3 separate regions of the Homo sapiens genome follow, and all the other regions are linked to region 3. Evidence: chromatin contacts called from ENCODE Hi-C or POLR2A ChIA-PET data. All regions are on one chromosome and are shown on one strand. The core of a region is the stretch at or near the end of the contact, and the rest is flanking DNA. Distances in the headings are between cores, read along the strand shown.

Region 1 (3,877 bases), core at 598-3,097, 1.1 Mb before region 3:
TCACGCCCAGCTGAACTCCCGTCTAGCTCACCCGAGAGCTGGACCGGGCGCCAGCAGAGGGGGCTGCGCACGCTCCGTGGAGCAGGTGCACTCTGCCACCTCCGAGAGATGGGAAGGGGACCCTCACCCTCTGTCCCAGCTGTGCCCTGCTCCCTGTGAGGGACCAAGGCCTGGGTCACAAGTTCAATAGCAGATGCTGCTTCTTGTCACAGCAGCTTGTCCCACAGCAGGCCACACAGAAGCCACCCTGTTCTGGCTGCCCCTGGAAGCACCTTGGGTCTGCCTTGGTGCAGAGAGGGTGGGTCCCCCTTGCTGGGCTGCTTGGGATGGTGTCCTGGGTGGACATGCAGCTTGGGCCACTGGGAAGATGCGATTAAACACTGACCACCCCATTTTCTTTCTGGGTGAAGCATCAGGGCCCAGGCAAGCCTCCTCCACTGTGCTCACTCCCCCTCTCTCCTCTGACCCCTTCTCTCCTCTTCCCATCTCAGCACCTAGCGGCACGCTGTGAGCAGAGGTCGTCGGGGCAGAGACCCCAGTCAGACTTTGAATCTGGGCTCTGCCCCTCATAGGTGGATAGGTGGTGGAACCCAGGGCCAGGCCTATTTAATCCTGAGCCTCCCTTTGCACATCCGTAAAATGGGGATAGTCTTAGCTGCCTCCTAGGGTATGTGAACAGGAGTGGGATGATGCATGGAAGGATCCAGCATGCCACCTGGCTGATACTTTCTCCTCACTAGGGATTCTGAAGGGCCCGCCCTTGGCATTGGCTGAAACGCGGTGGGAGTATTGAAAACGCTGGACCTGTAACTCCACAGAGAAGCGCCTCCCCACCTCAACACCAGCACTGTTCTCAATGTGTGGTGGCCTCTCCCTGCCTGAGAGCTGGTCATTTTGGCTTCAGGGAGCCGGGTGAGGCAATGCACGGCCAGCAGGTCATTTGACCTCAACAGCGCAGGCTCTGCCGGCTGCGATTCCATCACCCCTGGACTAGCAGAACCACTGCCTTTGCAGGAGTCTCAAAGGCCTGGGCTTTTGGGGGTGCTTCTCCGCCACTCCTGACTGCTTCTTTCCCTTCGGGGGCCGTGGCTGGTGCCTGCTGCGGGGTCATTGCGTGACGCGAGCACCGCAGCATCTCAGGTGCACGCGCCCTTCGATGGCCCTGAGGTGCCCGGGAGCAGGCGAGGGCCGAGTCTTAACAGCTCCACTTCCTGTCCCCGAGTCTATCTGCCACTGCTCTGTAGAGTCCTACAGTTTATCTGTGGTCAGTTTTCTTACCCATTTCCTGCCAGCTGCTACTGGTTTTTTAGTCAGCTCTGACAGCTACGGTAATTGGGAAAGGACGCAGGCTGCTGGGGCCGGGTGATTCACCAGCTCTGGCCAACAGGGACAAGGAGCACAGACGGAGGCACCCCGTCGGTCCCCCAGGGCCTGGTCCCCCAGGCTTCAATGAGTGAGACACAGAAAAGACCCAGGGGCACACTCATTGTGAACCGAAAGCTGATCTCTGTGCACGCGCGCGTGCATGTGACATAAGGGAATTTTTTTTTTTTGAATGTGCCAGAGCCAATATAAATGGTTTCATGTTTTGAGAAGTCAGAACATAACTCCAGGCTGAGTGAGGCCCCTCTCCCGGGGAGCCCCATGTTTTCTCTGAGGTGTAACTGCGGTGAGTTGTCTGTGCCTCAGATTAGGATACTGGAGTCACACTTAACATTTTATTTCATGGCATTTCCAAAAACGAAGGGAAAACCCCCATTGCAGCAAATGACTCCTCCAAATAGAAAACTTTGTGTCTGTTTTGTAAATGCTGTGGAAGGGAGTTTTGGAGCTGCCTCACTGTCAGTCATCGCCCAGCCAGGTGCCTTTGGTTGCTGAGTGTTGCACTCAGGGGTGGGCTGCTGGCTGCCGAGCAGTGCCCCTCAGAGGCGGGGGCAGGACCAGCCACACAGCCTCACCTGTCTGGGCCTCTGGAGCCAGCGCCTCCGAGTTTTACCTGACTCTCCGGGTGGCCCTGTTGCCTACTCTAGTGTGAGAAGCACCTCTCTAGACTTTACTGGAAGCTAATATTAATTTTATTGATAGCCGTGGGTTATGGAGCATGAAAATGATCCTCCAATGCAGAATGAAATGACCCACTTCACACAGATTTACTGCCTTCCTCCCAGGCACCAGGATCTGTGCTGGGCACAGCAAGGGACCACCTGGCCTCGGGAGCTAAGGGCTCTGTCTCCAGGGGTCCCAGTCTGGAGAAGGTGGGTAAAGCAAACAAGGAAGCCTCCTAATAAGAAGTTCCCTAATCAGACATGGACTTTGCTGCCAGGAGCACCCAGTGGGGCCAGCCTGGGGCCCAGGGAGGTAAGCAGAAGGGGCTCACTGTAGTAGTAGGTGAGACACAAACAGTTTCATCCATGGGTAGGAAATAGATGAGGGGGAGGGAGAGAGTTAGGAGATGGTCATGGAGATTGCGGGTGCTAAGAATGGCCTTGGTGGGTTTGGGGTCATCCCTGCTCTGACACTGTACAGCACAGTCAGCTTGAACCAGTCCCTGACCTCTCTAAGGATCAGTTTTCTCATCCATGCAATGGGTTTAATGATAGTTCCTTTTGTGATTGTTGTGATACTTCAATGAGAGAATAATGCAAAGTGCTTAGTGCAGCCCTCACTAAGCTCAGTAAGGAGGGTGACTGCATCTGAGGGCAGTGGGAGCCACTGAGGGGGTTTCAGCCGGTGAGTGACGGGAGCAGATTTTTTTTTCTTGAATAATTCCTGGAAATGCTTTGATCATTTAGGCCAGCAGAGGCTCTTGGTTGAGCATGAGACGCATGAACCATTAAGATTGCAGGATATAATCATGTGCAAATTTTAGACAATACCTGAAATCCTAAAATGCATTTCCTTTTTCCCATCGCCATAGTTTTGGATCCTAAAATCAACCAAAAGCAGAATCTGACCACTTTCCAAAGCAATGGTCCTTTAGATTGAGAACAAAATCGTGGAACAGCGCTTCATTTTTCCCGTCTCAAGAAGTCACAAGGCCCAGAATGCAAGAAAATCATGGCTTTTCGATGACCAGGCCTTGTTGGAATGGCTGAGAAGCTCCTCAGCCCCGACCAGGTGCAGTGACTGCATTCGGCTCTCACGGAGCAGGTCTGAGTGGAGCCAGGATTTGCTCTGTTCAAAGATAAAAACCACTGGAGAGGGAAGCAGCAGATCACAGGGAGCGATCTCAATCCTATAGGGGCCTGCTCCGGGGTGTTTTGCACGAGGCTCCATGTTAAATAAGCCTCCATTCGAGCGCAGCCTCAGGACGGCCATCCTTCATTCCTCTCAGTCACACACCTTCCACTTCAGGATGGCCATCCTTCATTCCTCCCAGTCATGCACCTTCCACTGCCTGGTTCTCTGAGCGCTTCCGTCTAGCGGGAGAGACGCCTTCGACCAATAATTGCACATAGGTCTGGATGATGCCCAGCCACAGTCACTCCTCTAAAAGCAAGGAACTTGCTTCTGCAGAGTCAAACGGAGCTCACGTGAGGTTCCTGGAGGCACTGAGGTTTCTTTCTAGTCTCCTGTTTTGCACAGACCTTTTTCTTACTGAGCAATTCACTATCTGCTGGCTTCGGAAGAGGTGGATTGGGTTTCAGGTGGGGGCACCAAGAAGCAGCCAGATGTCCAAATTTGGAGGCAACTCAGGCCACCCAAGTGCCTGCACAGGAAAATGTATGCAGCTGCCGTGCCACATCAAAGGCAGGTGGTCCAGGGTGATCCGGGTGCTATTCGTGGCACAGGCACCAAAGTACTGTCATCCGAAGCATCCTCTATCTCGGTTTCCTCATCTCTAAAATGGGGCTCCATCTAAGTTTTCTGGTTCTGC
Region 2 (4,197 bases), core at 693-3,192, 1.0 Mb before region 3:
CAAGGACAGCAGACCAGGCTCTTTCCCCCTTTGGTTAATTGGGGTCTGACCATCAGGGCAACTGTGGAAGCCAGGTTTTGAAGATGGTACAGCCTGTGCTTGAGTCTCAATAACTGCATGGAGCAGAGCTCCCTGTGCCCACTGCTCCCTTGTCCCAGCCACTTGGAACTGCCCTGGACTCTCACACGAGCATAACAGGCATCTCTGTGTTGAGTGACCGCAGCTTCAGATCTGTGGTGCCTGCAGCCTGGCCCGTGTGAATGCCTCATTTTCAGAGGAAGGAGCTTCCTCAGAAGTTTCCCAGCGGACTTCCTCTCTCAGCTTGTTAGCCAGAATTATGCCTTATGTTTTTTCCCAAACCTGTCTCATCAAGGAGAAGGGAATTGCTACGATCAGCTTGGATGAATGAGGACTTACTCCCTAGGGCCAGGGAGGGCCCTGGTCACCCCAAGCCCAGGGCTGTCCACACCTGAGCAAAACTGGGCTTTGAATCACCGGGTCTGGCAGGGACTTGTCACTGAGTAGGCAGCCAAATAGTGTCTGGGGAGGAAGAAACACTTTAAAAAAAATTTTAAAATTTTAAAAAATTTAAACCATATTAAATGACAATGACCATATTAATTTTTTGAGGAACAATAAAATATTCCCTGTAATTTCTTGTACATTGGGGAGTGAAAAAATTATACATGTTGCATAGGTGGAGAGAAACTTTCCTGGAACTGTGAGGTTTATATAGAATTAAGAATGCCACGTGTAGGTCTTCAACCATAACTACTAGTTTTCCCACCTCTTATATGGACGCAATACATTCAAAGGAGAAGAACACACAGAGTTCCCTGGGAATTGTGATTAAAATGTGCTTAAATATCAGGCAGAGAGTGATGTGGGAAGTGGTTGATGTTGATGTTGAGTTTCTTTGGAACAGTCTACATTTTTGGACAAACGATTTTCCCGCTTTATATTTGGTTTGTATATGTCAAAGGCTGCAAGTAACAGCATATCTGACTGCTTGACTCTATGGCTTTTAAGTAATGAGGAGTTTATTTTTCCTCATGTAACAGGAAGACTGGAGGTCAGTGGTTACTGGTGCTGGTTCATAAACTCGGTGATATTAGCACTAACCTTCTGCAGTTTTCTTAGAATTCTTCTCTTGTTTGCAATATGGCTGTTGGAGCTGCAGTGGTCACGTCTGGGGCAGAATGAAGATGTTTGGGGCAGGAGAGACATTTTGAACCTCATCTGTCTCATTTTACCAAGAATCCAAAGTTTTCTAGACACTGGCCCCAAAGCAGTCTCTGGCCTTGGTGTCATGTCAGAACTGAGTGACAGCCCACCCCTAACTTCAGGGCAGGCTGGGCAGTGAGGAGTGAAATTATCAAGACTGGCTTAGACAGAGGATCAGGACCCATCGCCTGGGGCTGCTGGACCCATGGCTTTTCTGAACCCAAATGGGCTTCTTCCAGTAAGATACGACAGAGGAGTGGACACTGAGTAAGCAACAAAGAGTGTATATCACGAGCTGCCAAGGGGCTGAGGGGAGAGGAATGGTTTACATAAATAAGGCAGGTGGGATTTTTGAACCTCTCCTGGAAGTTTAAGGAGGGAGGTTTGGGGCCTGGAATACTTTTGATAAAAATAAAGCCAGAGCAAAGTGAAAACCACAGCAGAGCTCCCATCTGAGCTGGTGCTGGTGTCCAGAGCTGAATCCCACAGTCTCTGCTGCCAGCCTGTGTTCTACTGCTGAGCCAGGTCCTCTAACGTGATAGGGTTGTCATTGAGTCTCTCCAGAACAGGCTGGCGAGCGTGGTAGATTATCTCTCCAGTCAACTAGACCACTGATAAGAGGGCTCGACTTCCCTGTCGGAGCTCGTAAGGCAGGCGTGGCATTTCCCTTGCTTTCCTCTGGCCTCCCTTCATGCTTCCTTTGCTTTCCTTGCCTGCCTGGGCCATGGGGACAGCTCTGTTCACGTCTCCTCCTCTCCAGACATGTGCCTCTAGCGCAGTGCAATCCGATAAAAATGGAACGTGAGCCACGTAGGTCACTTCAAACTATCTAGCAGCCACGTTTTAAAAAGGAAAAGAAATGCATGGAAATAAAAATGATTTTAGTTAATCCATATATTAAAATATAATTTTAACATAGATTCAATAAGATTCAATAGAAACATGATTAAGATATTTTACACTTTTTTCATAAGAAGATTTTGAAGCCTGGTGTGTATTTTACACTTTACGTATTTCAATTCATATTAGTCAAATTTTGAGCAATCAATAGACACATGTGGCTAGTGGCACCATCGTGGAGGGTACTGGAGAGTACACGTGTAGAAGACAGATACCATGATATTCATCTCTTTATCTCCAGGACCTGACCAACAGTGGACCCTTCATAAGTACTTAATGAATAAATATGAACACGCTGCTAGAAACGGGCCTTTTTCAAACATAGGTATTGGCTGGGGGTGGAGGTGGGGGCAGAACAGAAAACCCTGGAACACTGTACTTGGTAATACAGAGCATGGACTTACATTCTCACACCTTGGGTAGGGCTGCATCAGCAGCTGACCCAGATACCTTGGAATTCCTTAGCTTCTTTCTGTCTCTGTTTCCTCATCTGTAAAAAGAGATAGCGACACCTGTCTTGCAAGATGCTGGGAAGATTAAATGAATAGGCGTACACCAAGTGCTAAGTACCCGACATGCCCATAAGCACTGAAGAAGCAGTAGCCACAGTTACTTTAAACCAGAGATTCTGTCAGTCATATGGACAACTCATACTTTAGTAGCAGCAGGATGGTTTGGCCAGGGCTTTCGTGCTGGTCCTGAAGTTGGCTGTGTCCCAGTGGTAGGACTCTTGTGGTATAGATTTTCTCATTTTGGGAGCACTCTTGACAAGGGGTCACGAAGCAATTTGTGGTGTTTGTCTTTTTGGCTGTAGCTGTGGAAAGTCATGTGCCAACCCTGGGGCTTAGGGTTTAGTCAGCAAGGGCACGTGTGGAATGAGGGGGGCCCTACTCTGGGAGCCCATAGTACCCCCCAAGCCTGAGGGCTCAGCTTCCCGTGGGAGCCTGGGCTGACTTAGGGCAGCCAGGCCCCTTCAGAGCAGGGTGAAGACCTGGACCCCGCTGCCTGCTGTCTGTGCCCCCTCGGCCATCCTCGTATGCTCCGCCCCTCTACCCTGTCCTTTGGACGCCCCCTGACTTTTTCCCCTAAATTGACTGAATTGAAATTTACTTGTTTGAAACAATAGAAACCACGTGTTTCCTGATCATACCTAGCTTTGAAAACAGAAAGTGGGCAAAACAAGCCAGGCGCATAGTGGCATTGAGAAAGGCAAAGGCTAACTTCATTAAAAAGCTTCTTTGTGGTATCAGGCAGGAAGTGAAACAGCTTTAAATGGCAAACATTTCTCAATCATTTAATGCACCAGTAAGCTTGGCATTCTTTCTCCTTTGTCCCCTTAAAGAAAAAGAGAGCCCAGATATAACTCAGATGAGGAGGGGGAGGGCCCGATCCTGTGTGTTGGAGGAGTTCCCTGGAGCATTGGTCCTCACCCCCATGAAGCTTCACGGGAGGACCAATGTCAGACGTGGGTGCAGAGGACAGTGCAGTTTCTCTTGTGTGGCTGAGCCTGGGCCACCCCGGATGGATCGCTGACTTCTTGTTGGTGCCACTCACCAGCTAGTTCTCTCAAATCTGTTACCATCAGAAGCCCGGTAAATGGCAAACTTTCCTTGTTAACATGTAGGTCCATTTCCTGGGGATAGTGAAACCCCAGTCCCCACAGGTAGCATTGACCTCTGTTGCCAAATGCCATTATCCTGGTGTCCACTGCATGTTAGGCTCTTTCCACAGAAACCAAAAACACAGACAAGTGTGATAGGCTGAATCCTTTCTTGAAGAAAAAAATTGCACGTACATATTGAATAGCAAACCAATCAAAATGAAAAGGAAAACCAGAAGATGGATGCCACTGATACACGCTTGCTTAGTTGCACTTTTTAAGATTCATTTATAGATGTCAAATAGGATATGAACACATGGAGGTGTGCAGTAAATACTCCTTAATTGATGAAAAGGCAGACATATATGTGAAGATTTTTAGGGAAATACTTTTTTGGGGAAATAGCAGCCAGTTTAAGTTGGTAACATAAATGGTGCCAGATGAAATCATATTGACTGAGACCAAAGTCCAGC
Region 3 (3,711 bases), core at 138-2,637:
AGGAAGCCTTTCCTGCTTACCAGGAAATGCCCACATTCTGAGCATACCATCTTTCCGCCTGGCTCGTTGATTAGCTGCAATATGGGTCTGGTATACATTTTACAAGTGAGATGCATTGATGGGTGGGGTTAAGTATCCCTGGCCAGGAAAGAATGAGAACACACAGCAGTGGACTCTCTAGGGTGGCCACTTCGTTGGGGGCAGCACTGACAAACACAGGAGGACACAAGCGCAAAGATGGGCTTGGCTTTTTCTCACAATTTTGCCTCAAGTCAGACTTGTTTGCCTCCTAGGAACTGTTTGCTAGAATAAGAGTGTGAATGTCAGGAAAATACATGTGCCCCCACACACTTCTGTAGAGCACATATGTTGCCAGCTACAGTAAACAAAAGTGCCTTATGCAAGCAGGACTAATGCAAGAAAAAAAAAAAGGCTGGGGCAAGTGTGGAAGGATTTAGACTCGAGTCCTGAATTCAAGACCCAAGTCCTTCACTTTGTGCCCTGTGATTATCCTGGATACAAATCTCTTGGCTCATCTGGGCCTAAGTTTTGTTTTGTTTAATTTCATGCATAAAATGAGGAGACTGATAACAATCCCTACCTTGGAGGATGGTTTTAAAGATCAAGGAGCTAATGCAGGGGATCTCAACCTCAATGCTACTGACACTTTGAGCTGAATAGTTGCTGTGGAGGTGTGCCTGGGCATGGCAGGGGTCCCTGGCCTTTCCCCACCAGACGCTAATAGAACTCCCTCCTTCCCTAGTTATAGCAGCCAAAGATGTCTCCAGACTTCGCCAAATGTCCCCTGGAAGAGCAAAATTGGCCCCAGTTGAAAACCACTGATTAAATGTATATACAATTATTTGAAAGAGGAGAGAACTCTCTACACATTTGTTAGGCATGGAGATAGAAATAACAATGAGGAGGTGACAACATTTACATATTCTAAGTGGGTATAGTGGAAGTCGGGCATAAACTGATGCCCAATGTCAAGTTGATGGGGTAGGAAATCAGATTAATTCAGCCTGATATATTATGGCTTGATACTACTGTGAAAATGCCATATTTAATTAAACAAATTCTGTTTCTTTCTTCCTAGTAAAGGGGAAGGGAAAAAAGAAAATGAGTAACACATTAAATTGCAGGATATTAATTATACAGAGCTACATATTAACTGTTATGCATCCTAAGGAGCTAATTTTCTTCACACTGTTATTATTATTTGTTACTTGTATAGCACCGTTGATGTAAACAGACTGTTTTAGAAATACGCCCATAAAGTTCACTGCTGTTCCGTGAGTGTGCTGTATAATTACGCATTTACCTTCTAGTAAGCAAGTGAGAAGCACAGCTCACTCACGGCAAAAACCCATTGCAGTCGCGTTGATCTGACTTTCTAAAAATCTCTGAGTAGCAGCTACAACATGTTGTGCTGGAAACAGAATTGATATCATCTGAATAAACAAGAGTCTTGAGAAGAAATCTATTTTTGTTATATATATTTTTTTACATTAAAGAAAAGGGCCAGTCTTTCTCAGAAAGAGTTTCACACCGGGGGTATTTTTCAGAGGAGGGGTATTTTTTGGTTTTCTGTTTTCTCTTCTGTGGGGCTGATCCATCCCTGTCAAGTCTGCAAAGTGTGTTGTGCGTGGGTGGAAAGGCAAACCACACAGAACATGCTCTTTGCCATAGTCAGGTCACCTTCAATACCACATGACGAGTTTCTTAAGAAGGGAAAAAAAATGCAACAAAAAGAAAACACACAGACACAAATGATTGAAAAACCAATATGAATTATATGCCAAAAGGTGGCTTCACATTTTCAGCTCAGATCACCAATGTCAGCAAAACCCTTTCCCACCGTGTGTCAGCCGTGGACAGGTGGAAGATGGAGGGCGGCATGCAGGCCTCTCTGTCATGGAGCAGCTGGGCTGGTGCTGATGAAATCACCATTGATCCACCCCGTAGTATGGACTGTAGATGATTTCTAGCTTAGACACATTTGTAGGCAATCTTTTGGGGAATGGAGTGTAATCACTGTATTGGTCAAAAATATTCACACTTCCTGTTTTTTGTTTTTTGTTTTCTTTTTATTCTGCACATGGCTTGGAGCAATGAACACCTAAGATTCCGGATACATTTCTTTAAAAAGGATATATTGCTTGTATGGCTCAAACAGAACTCCTCATAACAAACAATCTTTCAGTTTCATGAGTAAGGTTGTGGTCCTCAACTTTGACAAGAATGGCAGCCTCACTACTTATTTATCAAAGAAAATGGCTCCAAAATGGAAACTACACATCTCTTGGGCTCCAGAGTCCAGGATGTTATGTAGCTGGTGAACTTCTCAGGCAGATAAACTTATAAGGCTTGAAAAATCTGTTGACTGGTTCCCTTGCAAATTCCAAGAAGTAGATGTATACAGTGATGGGTATTTATCTTTAGGGAAAAAATGAAGATTGAAAATAAGAAAAAAACAATATTTGAATAAATAAATTCTCATCACACAAATTTTTTTAAAATATCTGTCTTTTCTCCTCACCAAAGATGATGGTTATGGGTGTTTTAGCCTGGAGAAAAACAAAAAAATCTTTGTCCAAATACATATAAACCTATAAAAGTATGTTTAAATTTCTCTACATATTAAGGATTTTACCTAGTTCTCCAATTAACAATTAGATGATTTTATACATTTTTCAATTCAATCTATTTGTCAGATGTGCTGTATTCTTAACAGGAATGCTCAGTAATTCTCCACCAAGGAGGAAGTCAGATGTGGGGAGGGGTGTGGAGCTGCCATGAGAGAGCAGGTGTTTCTCTCCCCCTCCCCTTAGATGGTGAGGGAGGAGAACCACTGACACAGGAGAAGTCCTGGGGTGCTGTGATCATTGTTATTCTCTAAGGCAGACATTTCACTCAGAGATGAGACTTCAAGGGTGAATTTCCAACACTTGGAACAAATACTTCATGAATTTACCAAAAGCCTGATTACCTCAGATGTAAGTTGAGATGATTTAACACACAGTATTTCAAGAAGTTTATTTTTAGGAAGATAATGGAAAACAAAGTTTATCCAAGCACTATGAGACAATAACTTAGGTGAGACATAGAAACGCATTCCAATACAGCAAATTTAAATAGAAAGGAAGGCGAGTGCCTAGCTGGTAGTTTTATGCCTCATTCTGTGAAAGCAGAGATAAAAGTCAGGTTACATGGGAGCCATGTGAAGCTTTCTTTGCTGCGCACTCCTGCCCTTACCTGTGAGCACACGGTATGTGTGTGAGTGCTCTGTCCCAGGCCTGATTCTTACCCTTTGGGGCTCGTGATGCAGCCAGCTCTCCGTGAAGTCCATCTCACATCTCAGTACCCAAGGCCTCTTTAGAAAATAAAATTTATGTAGGAAATAAACTGTGCTTTTATGTTGTTACAAAACAATAGAAGCGGGACCTTCACCTGCCTTCCCTGTTCTCAGCAGTTTGAGATGACATGTGGGTGCTCACTGTCACCTCTTAGAATCACATGTTACGCCTTTTCCAGGATAGTCCCCAGTGAAAACCTCCCAGACTGTGGAGGGAGCATTTGAGAGCACCACGAGGGCGATGAGACTCAGGTAACGGCAGGGACTAAGGTGAAGGCTCCTAGGGAGGAGACCCAGCAGGGGTGCCTGATCCAGACTGGGGGATCTGGAGTACAGGGTTTTGTCATGAAGAA

Evidence for each region. Hi-C counts contacts between places; a loop is a spot of excess contacts on that map. ChIA-PET counts read pairs that join two places held with the same protein, here RNA polymerase II (POLR2A). Pooled maps may share reads with other maps.
Region 1: a loop to region 3 is called in a map of naive thymus-derived CD4-positive, alpha-beta T cell, with 2.6 times the contacts of the local background. The contact joins two enhancer-like sites. A Hi-C loop is called at or near these places in 1 of 168 maps with a recorded cell type or tissue (naive thymus-derived CD4-positive, alpha-beta T cell) and 6 of 50 pooled maps. POLR2A ChIA-PET finds 5 or more read pairs at or near these places in 2 of 52 experiments (activated CD4-positive, alpha-beta T cell and activated CD8-positive, alpha-beta T cell).
Region 2: a pooled map shows a loop between it and region 3 (3-fold over the local background). The contact joins two enhancer-like sites. A Hi-C loop is called at or near these places in 2 of 50 pooled maps. POLR2A ChIA-PET finds 5 or more read pairs at or near these places in 3 of 52 experiments (activated CD4-positive, alpha-beta memory T cell, activated T-cell and activated naive CD4-positive, alpha-beta T cell).

The regions. Positions count from the first base shown.
Region 1 is chr2:8,541,266-8,545,142 of GRCh38, reverse strand. No RefSeq gene overlaps it. Among named protein-coding and RNA genes, the nearest start is that of LINC01814, 41 kb to the left of the region's middle. RefSeq lists a silencer at 1-184 and enhancers at 690-749, 412-918, 919-1,425, 1,400-1,689, 1,700-1,749 and 2 more. Within about 2 kb of position 1,847, at least 27 of the 41 ENCODE cell types and tissues checked have a DNase peak (open chromatin) inside an H3K27ac peak, as active enhancers do.
Region 2 is chr2:8,477,141-8,481,337 of GRCh38, reverse strand. No RefSeq gene overlaps it. Among named protein-coding and RNA genes, the nearest start is that of LINC01814, 100 kb to the left of the region's middle. Within about 2 kb of position 1,942, at least 13 of the 41 ENCODE cell types and tissues checked have a DNase peak (open chromatin) inside an H3K27ac peak, as active enhancers do.
Region 3 is chr2:7,448,612-7,452,322 of GRCh38, reverse strand. LOC100506274 (a long non-coding RNA gene) reads right to left here. Exons shown (of 6, transcript NR_038432.1): 6 at 2,069-2,439. Among named protein-coding and RNA genes, the nearest start is that of LINC01871, 280 kb to the left of the region's middle. Within about 2 kb of position 1,387, at least 3 of the 41 ENCODE cell types and tissues checked have a DNase peak (open chromatin) inside an H3K27ac peak, as active enhancers do.